Linked DNA regions of Homo sapiens: region 2 is linked to region 1. A link is a contact called in ENCODE Hi-C or POLR2A ChIA-PET data. All regions are on one chromosome and are shown on one strand. Each heading gives the region's core, a stretch centred on a gene start or an enhancer-like site at or near the end of the contact. The rest is flanking DNA. Distances are from core to core; before and after follow the strand shown. Region 1 overlaps ZDHHC14 (zDHHC palmitoyltransferase 14). Region 2 overlaps SNX9 (sorting nexin 9).

Evidence for each region. Hi-C counts contacts between places; a loop is a spot of excess contacts on that map. ChIA-PET counts read pairs that join two places held with the same protein, here RNA polymerase II (POLR2A). Pooled maps may share reads with other maps.
Region 2: a map with no recorded cell type shows a loop between it and region 1 (8-fold over the local background). The contact joins two enhancer-like sites. A Hi-C loop is called at or near these places in 1 of 168 maps with a recorded cell type or tissue (endothelial cell of hepatic sinusoid), 1 of 37 single-sample maps with no recorded cell type and 2 of 50 pooled maps. POLR2A ChIA-PET finds 5 or more read pairs at or near these places in 2 of 52 experiments (HCT116 and activated CD8-positive, alpha-beta memory T cell).

Annotation. Positions count from the first base shown.
Region 1 is chr6:157,533,712-157,539,174 of GRCh38, forward strand. The region is part of intron 1 of ZDHHC14 (zDHHC palmitoyltransferase 14); the gene reads left to right. Among named protein-coding and RNA genes, the nearest start is that of MIR3692, 7.3 kb to the left of the region's middle. RefSeq lists an enhancer at 1-416. Within about 2 kb of position 2,245, at least 14 of the 41 ENCODE cell types and tissues checked have a DNase peak (open chromatin) inside an H3K27ac peak, as active enhancers do.
Region 2 is chr6:157,877,340-157,882,802 of GRCh38, forward strand. All of the region lies in intron 4 of SNX9 (sorting nexin 9), which reads left to right. Among named protein-coding and RNA genes, the nearest start is that of SNX9-AS1, 13 kb to the right of the region's middle. Within about 2 kb of position 2,766, at least 2 of the 41 ENCODE cell types and tissues checked have a DNase peak (open chromatin) inside an H3K27ac peak, as active enhancers do.

The DNA of each region.
Region 1 (5,463 bases), core at 995-3,494:
AGTGCAGCCTAGGGGGAAGCAGAAGAGCCGGGCCATGCTTTGATGGGCTCAGGAGGCTGCAACGTGGAAAGCCCTCAAGCAGACACCTCTGCCTCAGGCTCTAAATGTGGAGATGTTTTAGGAATACTGTGGCCAATTTAGTTCACTTGCATTTTTTAAAATGTATGCACAATAATGATATATGATTTTTAAATTGGTGTCTAATTAAGTCTATAATAACTCTTTCAATAAGTATGAAATAAAGATCCCTTGTGGTTAGGGAATATTATCTGATTTGGCACATTTCCCCTTAATGATACATCTTAAAATGTGGGGTACCTTAGATTGGATGAAACAAGAATTATGAATAGAGCTATGACTTTCCTATACAGAGTTTCCAGAAGGGAGGCAGAATGGACACCCTTCAAATATAAGCCAGGGTCAGAGGCAGCTAAACCTTAGAATGCTGTTTAGTGCCAGGACAAATCCCAAATCACTACCCTGGACGCTTGGTATGTGCAGGTCTTCCCAGCACACACACCAGCAGCTCTAGGAAGAGCTTTCTCGGAAGGGCCCTGGCTTGCCCTGACGATGCCTTACGGTTCCAGGATGCACAGAAAGCAAAATGGAGTTACTTTGGCCAATTAGCTCAGCAGCCACACATGGTCTGAAAATGACAAAACATTCACCTGAACCAGGACTCGAATGGGAAATCTGGGGCATGTGGTTGCCATGCCTAAGTAATGTCTGGACATTAAAGAGCAACTTTTGGGGCAAAACAGTGTTGGCTTTCCCTCCCATGATTCACATGCTACCCAGAAGCCTCTGGCTTCCTGGAATTCTATTTCATTTCATTTCATTTCATTTCATTTCATTTCATTTCATTTCATTTCATTTCATTTCATTTCATGTTTTTGAGACAGGGTCTGGCTCTGTTGCCCAGGCTGGAGTGCGGTGGCATGATCTTGGCTCACTGCAGCCTCAGCCTCCCAGGGTCAAGCCAGCCTCCCACCTCAGCCTCCCAAGTGGTTGGGACTACAGTCACACACTACCACAGCCAGCTGGTTTTTGTATTTTTTTTGTAGAGACGGGGTTTCGCCATGTTGCCCAGGCTGGTCTCAAACTCCTGAGCTCAAGCAATCTGCCCACCTCAGCCTCCCAAAGTGTTGGGATTATAGGCACTCCCGGCCTCTTCCTGGAATTTTAAATGCAACTCAGAATCACTTGGCAAAAATGTTGATGCACCACAATATTCACTAGTAAGCTCTTGTACATTCTCAATAGTAGATGAGTAAATTGGGCTGTTTACACACTATGATTTGAAGCCTGTATTATAAAGCTACAGATTCCCAGGTCCTGTATCTTAAGTAGACCTCTCTGGGTGGTCTGGGAGGCCCTGAGTTAAGAGTAAGGACACTAACTCTGTCTTGCATGCTTGGAGGGTGTTTGGGCCCCACGGGCAGAAGAGAGCACTCTCCTTGTCTCCCCTCCTCCGCTCTCTGTTCACGCAAGTGCTTGAAGCCTGGAGCCCCTCTCCTCACTCATGAACTCTGCAGGTTCAAGGCAAGACTGTGCTGTGTTTGGAGACATCCCTGTTTAACTCTGCATCTAGCCAGAAGTCCTGTAGGGAAAAACCAGATTTCCTAAGTGACATTCCTCGACTCGGTAGGGTGACCTTCACCTTCCTCCTCCCTTAGCAAGCCTGAAAGCTACAGTTCTCACCCGACAAAGGTAGACAGAGAGACGCGTGTGAAAAAGAGCTGTTGAGCTTTGATGAAACTGAACATCAAGTTTGTAGTCTACAAATGGGTATGTGGAGTTCTACTGTCACCTCCATGCTCTCTGGGTTTGAGCTTTTCCTTCCAGCTTGCTTTGCTCATATTTTCCACGTTAGTCCCTGGGCTCATTGATTTAAATTCCCTCCCTTCATACAGGCATGCATAGACTCCTGGCTCTGTGCGTCTGGGGTAATTAACACGATTAGTCACTAATCGTGCTTTCCAGGCACGGGGTCCTGCCATCGTGATCTTGTAGGGGAATGTCACTCTTGGGAGTTTTATGAAATCATCTATTTGGTTTTTCCTATTCTGGAGTTGTGAGTGGATATGATTTCTGAATCTACTTTTTCCTCTATTTGTCTCCAAGTAATGCGCTCATCTTTGCCTTGTGGTGGTAGATTTATTTCTAAGTATGTGATTAAGGAACAAATCACAAAATGAATGGTGCTTATGTTCCTGCCTGTAAGTGAAAAGTACCTTTGTTTTGCAGTGACTCATTTGAAAAGGAAAAGGGGTCATTTCTATTGCAACCCTTAAAACCTCCATTTCTCACAATGCTACTCTGATTATTTCAGATGTGTGAGTCATTGGCTCAGGTTATTTCATTTATGATTGTTTGCCTTAGCTACTTATTATTGAAATGCTTTGCAATCGAGAATCTGAAACTTAAAATGCTAGGTTACTTTGTGATTTCTGCAAAGTAGCAACTCCCTGGATTGGAGTGTGGCAATAATGCAGCAAGGCCACTTCCTCTTCCTGTGTAATAATAAATGTATGCCTCGTGGTTATGTCTAAAAAACAGTTATTCTCATGTTTATGCTTTCATACGTACAGGACAGACCAAAAATATCAAATGTAGGCCATTTGCTGCAGTCAGGAGTCATGAGCTACTATTAACAAACTTTTTTTATGTGTATCCATTTATAGACAAAACATTAAAAGAGGACTCAAATTGTTTTGATACAGGAAAAGATTCTCTACTTCTTGTTCCAAAGGGCACTTGGTTTTAATGTCTCTGCTATATCTTGTTAATATTGTTCTTTTGTTTTGTTTAGTTTTTAAGTTAATCTTCTCCCAAAGAATGTCCTCTGGAAAACAGAGTGACCTAATTACCCAATAATGAAATCCATGTTTCTTATCCAAATGTTTAAGAAATTAATTTAGTCTTAGGGGTTTTGTTCAAGGAATCAGCATTATGTCAAATTCTAACCTGTAAGCCAGTCTCTAAACATGAATATAGAATTAATGACAGTATTGATTCTGGGATGTCAGTGTCTGTTTGATGCTAAAATGATTTTATATCTATCTATCTGTCTGCCTGTCTGTCTGTCTATCTATCCCTCCATCTATCTTTTTTTTTTTTTTTTTGAGACAGAGTCTCGCTCTGTCGCCCAGGCTGGAGTGCAGTGGCGGGATCTCGGCTCACTGCAAGCTCCGCCTCCCGGGTTCACGCCATTCTCCTGCCTCAGCCTCCCAAGTAGCTGGGACTACAGGCGCCCGCCACTACGCCCGGCTAATTTTTTGTATTTTTAGTAGAGACGGGGTTTCACCGTTTTAGCCGGGATGGTCTCGATCTCCTGACCTCGTGATCCGCCCGCCTCGGCCTCCCAAAGTGCTGGGATTACAGGCGTGAGCCACCGCGCCCGGCTCCATCTATCTTTTTAATGACCAATATCAAATATTTAGTTCTGAGCAGAGGAAGGATGCACTCTGATTGTGTGGTCTCAGATAATATAGCGCCCAGAAAACAGTTCCATTTTTCATGTATAAACATCAATGCACAAAAACAATTTTTACTAAAGATTCAAAGAGATTGCTATTTGAACTGAAAAAAATTCCATATAATCTTTTGGCAGTGCTACATTTCTAATTATTACCTGGAATGAATTTCTGTACCTCTAATGTACAATGCTTTGGCAGTTTGTGCATAGGTATTTATCATCATATCCAAAATCAAACAGCTCTTGCTGATGTATATGATTGGAGGGAGAGTTCTGTAAAGGCTTCTCATCATTTTAGTATCCGGTGCTAAATTAGCTAATTTCTTTTATGTTATGAAGATGTATTCTTATTTTTCCCCCTGTCACTTTCCAGTTAATCTTTATGAAGACTAAGATGCCTGTAGCCTGTTTGCTACACTGCCCTGAGTTGTATGTAGGTCACAATTCTTGAGACAGAAATAGGATTCCATTTGGTGTTTATATCTTTGGCAGCTGCCTCATCATCTTGTATCAGATCCAGGCCCTTGGGGATGGAGTCTTCCTCAACACAGATGGCACTCAGCATTGGAGTTCCCATCCACAGTTGCTCAGAAATATGGAGGAGCCATTTTCAAGTCATCTGAGCTCGGACTAAGAATTTGCCATACTGTGCACAGTGCTTCCTTCAGCTGTGAAGCCGTGCCAGTCTGTGGGTCAACTGGGATGTCCCATTAGTCTCACCTCCTTCAGGAGGTTAACATTCACAGTCATGGGCAGGGTCTGCTTATTGCCTTGTCTTTACCACAAGGACTACAGATGCTCTATGCTTTTTCTAAGCAGCATTTTGAAGGTGTCTCAGTAGCCCTGACCTCATTGTTTAGGGTTGGGAATTCTGCCACTTTTATAAAAAGTGAGTTGTTGAGGATTTCTAGGACAAACTCAGCACTGTCCTCTGTCACACACAGAGGCTGGTGGAACGGGACTGTCACAGAGCACCTAGCATTATACAGAGTTGTACCAACATATGGTGCTGCATCTACTAGAACTTTAGCACATGGAGGGTCTTAGAGGTTCCAGCAAATGCCCACAGAAGGTGAACATGAGGCACACTCGGCTCAGCGAGCTGAGGAATATCCTGTCCTCTCAGCTGAGGGAGCCTCGCAGAAGGAACTGGGCCTTAGCATCTGTCTGAAGGAAGTTACAGGACCTAGCGAGCTGACAAAAGTAGAGAAGTTCTAGACCAGGTCTGTGGTTGCTGAGGGTATGGGTGACTTGACTCTCCTCCTCTTTCAGGTGTTACAGTAAAATTCACTAAATGGATTCTATTCATTCAGCTACTCAACAAATATTTATCAAACTTAGTTGCATTTTACATCATGCGAGGCATCCTGCTAGGTGCTACAAAGGACACAAAGAGGAACAGGAGCCAGTCTCACCCTCCAGGACTTTTAATCTAGTGAGGTGCATGGAGCATGTCCACAAATAGCCACATGTCCAAGGAGAGGAGCAAAGAAAAACACGGTGGGGGTTCAGAGAAAGAAGCGATCCCTTCTGCTTAGGGGGTGAGCCCAGAAACTCTACCAAGGCTTTTCAGGAAGCGGTATTGAGCTGGAACTGGAAAGTTGGGAGCATCAACATGCTGAATGGGAGGTGCGGGTGTTCCAGACACGTGGGCTGGACAGGCAGCGCTGGCGGTGAGTGAAAGCGGGTGCCTGCCTGAGACGCCCAAATGTTAGGTGTGGCCATTGCTGGGATTCAGGAGGGGGCAGTGAGAGAGAGGGAGAGAAGGTGACTGTGGGGGACTTGGACACCAGATAAGGAGCTCGAGCTTCATTTGGTAGGAACGGCGGAAGCATGGAGGGCTTTTGAGCAGAGACACGTGTGATTGGAGCTGGCGGTGGTGGTTGGGACAGATTGAAGGAGGGGATCATGGTAGGCAGGTATGAGGTCACTGTTCTAGGCTGGGTGTGGTGGCTTATTCCTGTAATCCCAGCACTTTGGGAGGC
Region 2 (5,463 bases), core at 1,516-4,015, 340 kb after region 1:
TGAACTGAAACTAGAATTAACAAAATGCAGAAAGCATAGCCGTCATTAATTTGAGCATTTGAATTTAATGTAAATCAAGTAAAAATATTTTAACTGCTATCTCTGCCCTCTGTTATCTGGGATATGAGAACAATTTAAGTAGGCCAAAATTTGGGTACATTTTGTAAATACCATGAAAGATGTCACGAGTAGGAAACCAGATGACCATTAATTGGTAGCTTTTTAAACATTTTCCTATCAGGTTTGCCCATTGCTTTCATTTTCTGAATGCGGGTAGGAAGATGTGTGCTCTGAGGTGAGCTGCTTGGGAGGCTCTGATTGCCTGTGCTCTCTCCCAGGGTCGGTTTTGTTTTGAGAGCGGGAACCTCAGAGAAGCTGGGCCTCTCTCCTGTCCATCAGGCCCATGGGCACATCCCCTCTCAGGCATGCATCTCTTCAGCTTGGCACACTCTGCCAACTTCTGAGCCAGTGTCTCTTTACTCATCTTAGCATCAGTAAGTTTAAATTTGACTCTCCTCCCACACAAGCAAGTTGAAGCCCCACATTCAGTTGGTTATCCAACTTCCTGAGTGTCGTATTTTTCTTTAAGTATATCTTTTTAAAGATCTCTTTGAATAACTTATTTCGAGCCTGCTACTCTTTCCTTGACTTTGTATTCTTAATCTGTGCTGCATTTCAGAGTAACTAGTTCATAAATGTATAACCTACTATGTAAGATAGCACTTTCTTTTGGTTTTTCTTAAAACTCCTAATTTCAGGTTGCTTGGGGGACCCTTTGGTTCTAGATTCTTACTGAGTAGTCTCAGGTGAGCAGAGTTGCTGGTGTCAAGGCAGTGTTGCTGCATCCAGGTCCCTGGCCCACTGTGATTGCTTTCCTCTTTTGGTGGTGAGAAAACGCTTTATCAGCCAAAACGCAGTTCAGCTTGGCTGCAGTTTAGACTAGAATTGTCAGTGTGAAAGGAATATGATGAGTTGTTCTTTAAATGGACTGAAACAGTTTGATTTGGAAAATTATAAAGCTGTTTATTAAACTACTTGGAGAAAATAATAGACAGCATTTTTTTTATGATCTTGGAATATGGAAGCCCACCATTTTTTTTTTTTTTTTGAGACGGAGTCTCGCTCAGTCGCTCAGGCTGGAGTGCAGTGGCGTGATGTCAGCTCACTGCAACCTCTGCCTCCTCCTGGGTTCAAATGATTCTCCTGCGTCAATCTCCTGAGTAGCTGGGACTACAGGTGCCCGCCACTACGCCCAGGTAATTTTTGTATTTTTGGTAGAGATGGGGTTTCACCATATTGGCCAGGCTGGTCTCAAACTCCTGACCTTGTGATCCGCCCACTTCAGCCTCCCAATTGCATCCGGCCTATGGAAGCCCTTTCTGAGACTGACAGCACAAAGTCTAGTGGCCATTAAGGATATAATTGATACATTTAAGTAAACAAGTAATATTAAATTAGCAAAAATACTTCTGACTTATGACGGATACAGGCTAATTCCATTCATATACATACACTCTTGCTAATCTGTAAGAAAAAGATGAAGAATTCAGAAAAATAGGTAAAGTGTATAAACAGGCTGTCCTTTGGTGGGGGAAGGTACTAATAGTTAATATACTTGGGAAAATGCTCATTTTAAGATTCTTCTATCAAACTAGCAGAGAATGAAAACAGTTTAAAAGCTAGTGTCATACAGGTGTGGTCAGACAGGCAATGTCATACAAAGCGAGGGAAAGGATAAAGTGATGAAGCTTTTCGGGGCTGGTTCGGTAATGTATATGAGTATTTACAATGCATATCTCTAAGGCCCAGCGGTTCTGAGTTCCTCCTGCAGATCTGCTCGCAGAACGCAGGTTTCTGGGCAAGAACGTTTCCTACGGCATTGTTTGTAACAGCAGAAAACCGGAATGTAAATGTCTGTCAGCAGGGGACTGATCAGATGAACTATAGGCAGCCACGCAGTGGAAAGCTGAGCTTCCCTTAGGGAGAGTGAGGGTAGATTTAGATGTACAGATAGAGGTATGATTTTTTTAAAAGGCACCTCAGTATGGGTAATGTTATCTTTCTTGTGTTTCAGTGCACACACATACACACACACCATAGATGCAAAGTGTGTAGAAAATGTATTGAAGGATACCCAGGAACTGAATCAAACTCTCTTCATTTTCTTATTCAAATACAGATTTTATATTACCCAGATAAGGACAACCATTTTATTACCTTTGAAAAGAAAGCATAGTTTTTAGTGGTTAATATTAGTTTCATTATTAGTTACTTATCGGTTATTTCACAGTTTCAAGAGTATTTCACGTTAGTGGCTGAACCACTAGAATGAATGGACCAGCTGATGGGAATGAATCTCAATTGTTAAAAATCTCTACTCCTGTGTGTGCTAGTCTTGTTTTTCATCAGTTATTGTTGTTTAGATTACATCACTGCTGTGATTCTGAAAAGGTTTCAGTATAGATCTTAAACTCTCAGATTACTGCTTCTTTAGAGTACTTACTTTTGAGAAATTAATAGAAAGTTTTTGTTTGTACCTTTCTAAAGAATGAGAACAATGAGGTTTAAAAGCTACTTAAAAGTTCTGTAAACCTAGATGTCTTATCTGAAGGTTTTCTACTTGAGAGGTTTGTTTTCTGTCTCCTTCAAATACTAGAAAGATGTGTATACTTGGAATAAAGCTGCTTTTGTTTTGCTGAGAGCCCTTCTGGCCTCTGTCACATGCTCTCCCTGGCATCTCTCTGTTTTTCTGTTTCACACCCCGCCAGTCCCCAGGTGAGTGGTGTGGTGGGAAGCATGTAAGCTTTGCTGTTAGATCCAGGCTTGCCAGTGCGGCTCCACTGTGTAAGAATTGTGGCTTTGGCATAAGACCTGCCTCCTGAACCTCCTGAATAGTCAGTGGATTAGGCCACCAATATAAAGTAGTGCCGGACACATGGAAGATATTTCATAAATATTTTCCTTCTTTTCCCACTTCTTCCCTCCTTTAAAAGGGGGTCTTCAATCCACTTACCCTTTTGTGTTCCAGCCTCTCTCACTATTCTACCCTCTCTAATCGTGTAGATTCCCTTATAAAGTGTCTCTCTAATCTTGAATTTTCTCTTTGATTTGCCCAATTTCTAGCTTTTTGTTGAACAGTTCTATCAGCATGTCTCCTTTGTATCTGAAATTCATCTTCAACCGAATCACTTATTTCCCCACAAAACTAGTTTCTCTTCCTGACTTTCCTGTTTCTGTTTCTCTGAAATGTTACTTCTTTCTGTGCCCTCTTTTTATTCTGCTTTAAAACCCTAACCGAGTGCCATCGTGAGCCACAGTTATTGAGAGGCGTGCTCTGCATCCTTGAGATGTGGAAAGAGGGAACTGATTGAGATCCATTGTTCTAACAGATTTCCTGTCTTTTCTCTCCTCCTTAAGAGGCAACCTAGCTTGGTGTCAAGGCAGTGAGTTTAGGAGCCAGACTGTCTAGGTTTTAATCCCAGATCTCACACATCCTATGTGAATCAGGGTAAGCTGCTTAGCATCTCTGTGCCTCATCTGTAAAACCTCATGGGATTTTTGGAAAAAGTAAATGAAAAAAGAGTTCTAAAGTATTTAGAAGAGTACATGGTACTTAGTAGTGGTTTAATAATTGTTAATTATAGTTATCTCATATACCACTGCTTCTAAAACAAGACATTAAGGACAGGCACACTTCATTTATTGCCCTTTGCTTTATTGCACTTGACAGATAATGCATTATTTACAGATTGAAAGTTTTTGGCACCCCCTGCATTGAGCAAGTCTATGGGCGCCATTTTGTCAACAGCATGTACTCACTTGGTGTCTCTGTTTCACGTTTTGTTAATTCTTGCAATGTTTCATACTTTTTCATCATTATTATATCTGTTTTGATGATTCATGATGAGTGATCTTTGATGTTACTATTGTAATTGTTTTGAGGCACCACAATGGCGAGCTTAATTGACATGTTTTATGTGTTCCGCCTGTTCTACCCGCCAGCCATACCCTCGTCTTTCTCCCTCTCCTTGGACCTCCCTATTCTCTGAGACACAACCGTATTTCAGTTAACCAATTATTAACCCTGCAGTGGCCTCTAAGTGTTTCAGTGAAAGGAAGAGTCGCATTTCTCTCACTTTAAATCAAGAGCTAGAAATTATTAAGCTTAGTGAGGAAGGCTTGTCAAAAGCTGAAGCAGGCCAAAAGCCAGGTCCTCTTGAGCCAAACACTTAGCCAAGTTGTGACTGCAAAGGAAAAGTTCTTGAAGGAAATTAAAAGTAGTAGTCCAGTGAACACTTGAATGATAAGAAAGTGAAATAGCCTTATTGCTGATAAGGAGAAGGTTTGAGTGGTCTGGGTAGAAGATCAAACAGGCCACAACATTCCCTTAAGCCAAAGCCTAATGCAGAGCAAGGTCTTAACTATCTTCAATTCTGTGAAGGCTGAGAGAGGTGAGGAAGCTGCAGAAGAAAAGTTTGAAGCTAGCAGAAGTTGGTTCATGAGGCTTAAGGAAAGAAGCTGTCTTCATAATATAAAAGTGCACGGTGAAGCAGCAGGTGCTGCTGTGGAAGCTGCAATACATTATCCAGAAGATCTAGCAAAGATTATTGATGATGGTGCTGCACTAAACAGATTTTCAGAGCAGATGAAACAGCCTTCTATTATTGGAAGAAGATGCCATCTAGGACTTGCACAGCTGGAGAGGGGAAGCCAGTGCCTGCTTCAAAGTTTCAAAGAACAGGCTGACTCTCTTTAAGGGGCTAATGCGGCTGGTAACTTTATGTTGAAACCAGTGCTCGTTTACCATTCTGAAAATCCTAAGGGTCCTTAGAATTATGCGGAATCTACTCTGCCTGTCTTCTGTAAATTGAATAGCCAAGCCTGGATGACAGCACATCTGTTTGCAATATGATTTACTGAATATTTCAAGCCCACTGTTGAGACCAACTGCTGAGAAAAAAAGATTTCTTTCAAAATATTACTGCTCATTGACAATGCCCCTGGTCACCTAAGAGCGCTGATGGAGATGTACATGAAGATTGATGTTTTCATGCCTGCTAATACAGCACTTATTCTACAGCCCTTGGATCGAGGAGTAATTTTGACTTCTAAGTCCTATAAGAAATACATTTCGCAAGGCTATGGCTGCCATAAATAGTGATTCCTCTGATGGATCTGGGCAAAGTACATCGAAAACCTTCTGAAAAGGATTCATCGTTCTGGATGCCATGAAGAACATTCATGATTCATGGAAGAAGGTCAAAATGTCAACATTAACAGGAGTTTGGAAGAAGTAGATTCCAACCCTCATAGAAGATGTTCATGAAGGAAGTAACTGCAGATGTGGTAGAAATACTAAGAGAACTAGAATTAGAAGTGGAGCCTGAAGATGTGACTGAATTTCTTCAACCTCATGATAAAACTTGAACAGATGAGGAGTTGCTTCTTATGGATGAGCAAAGA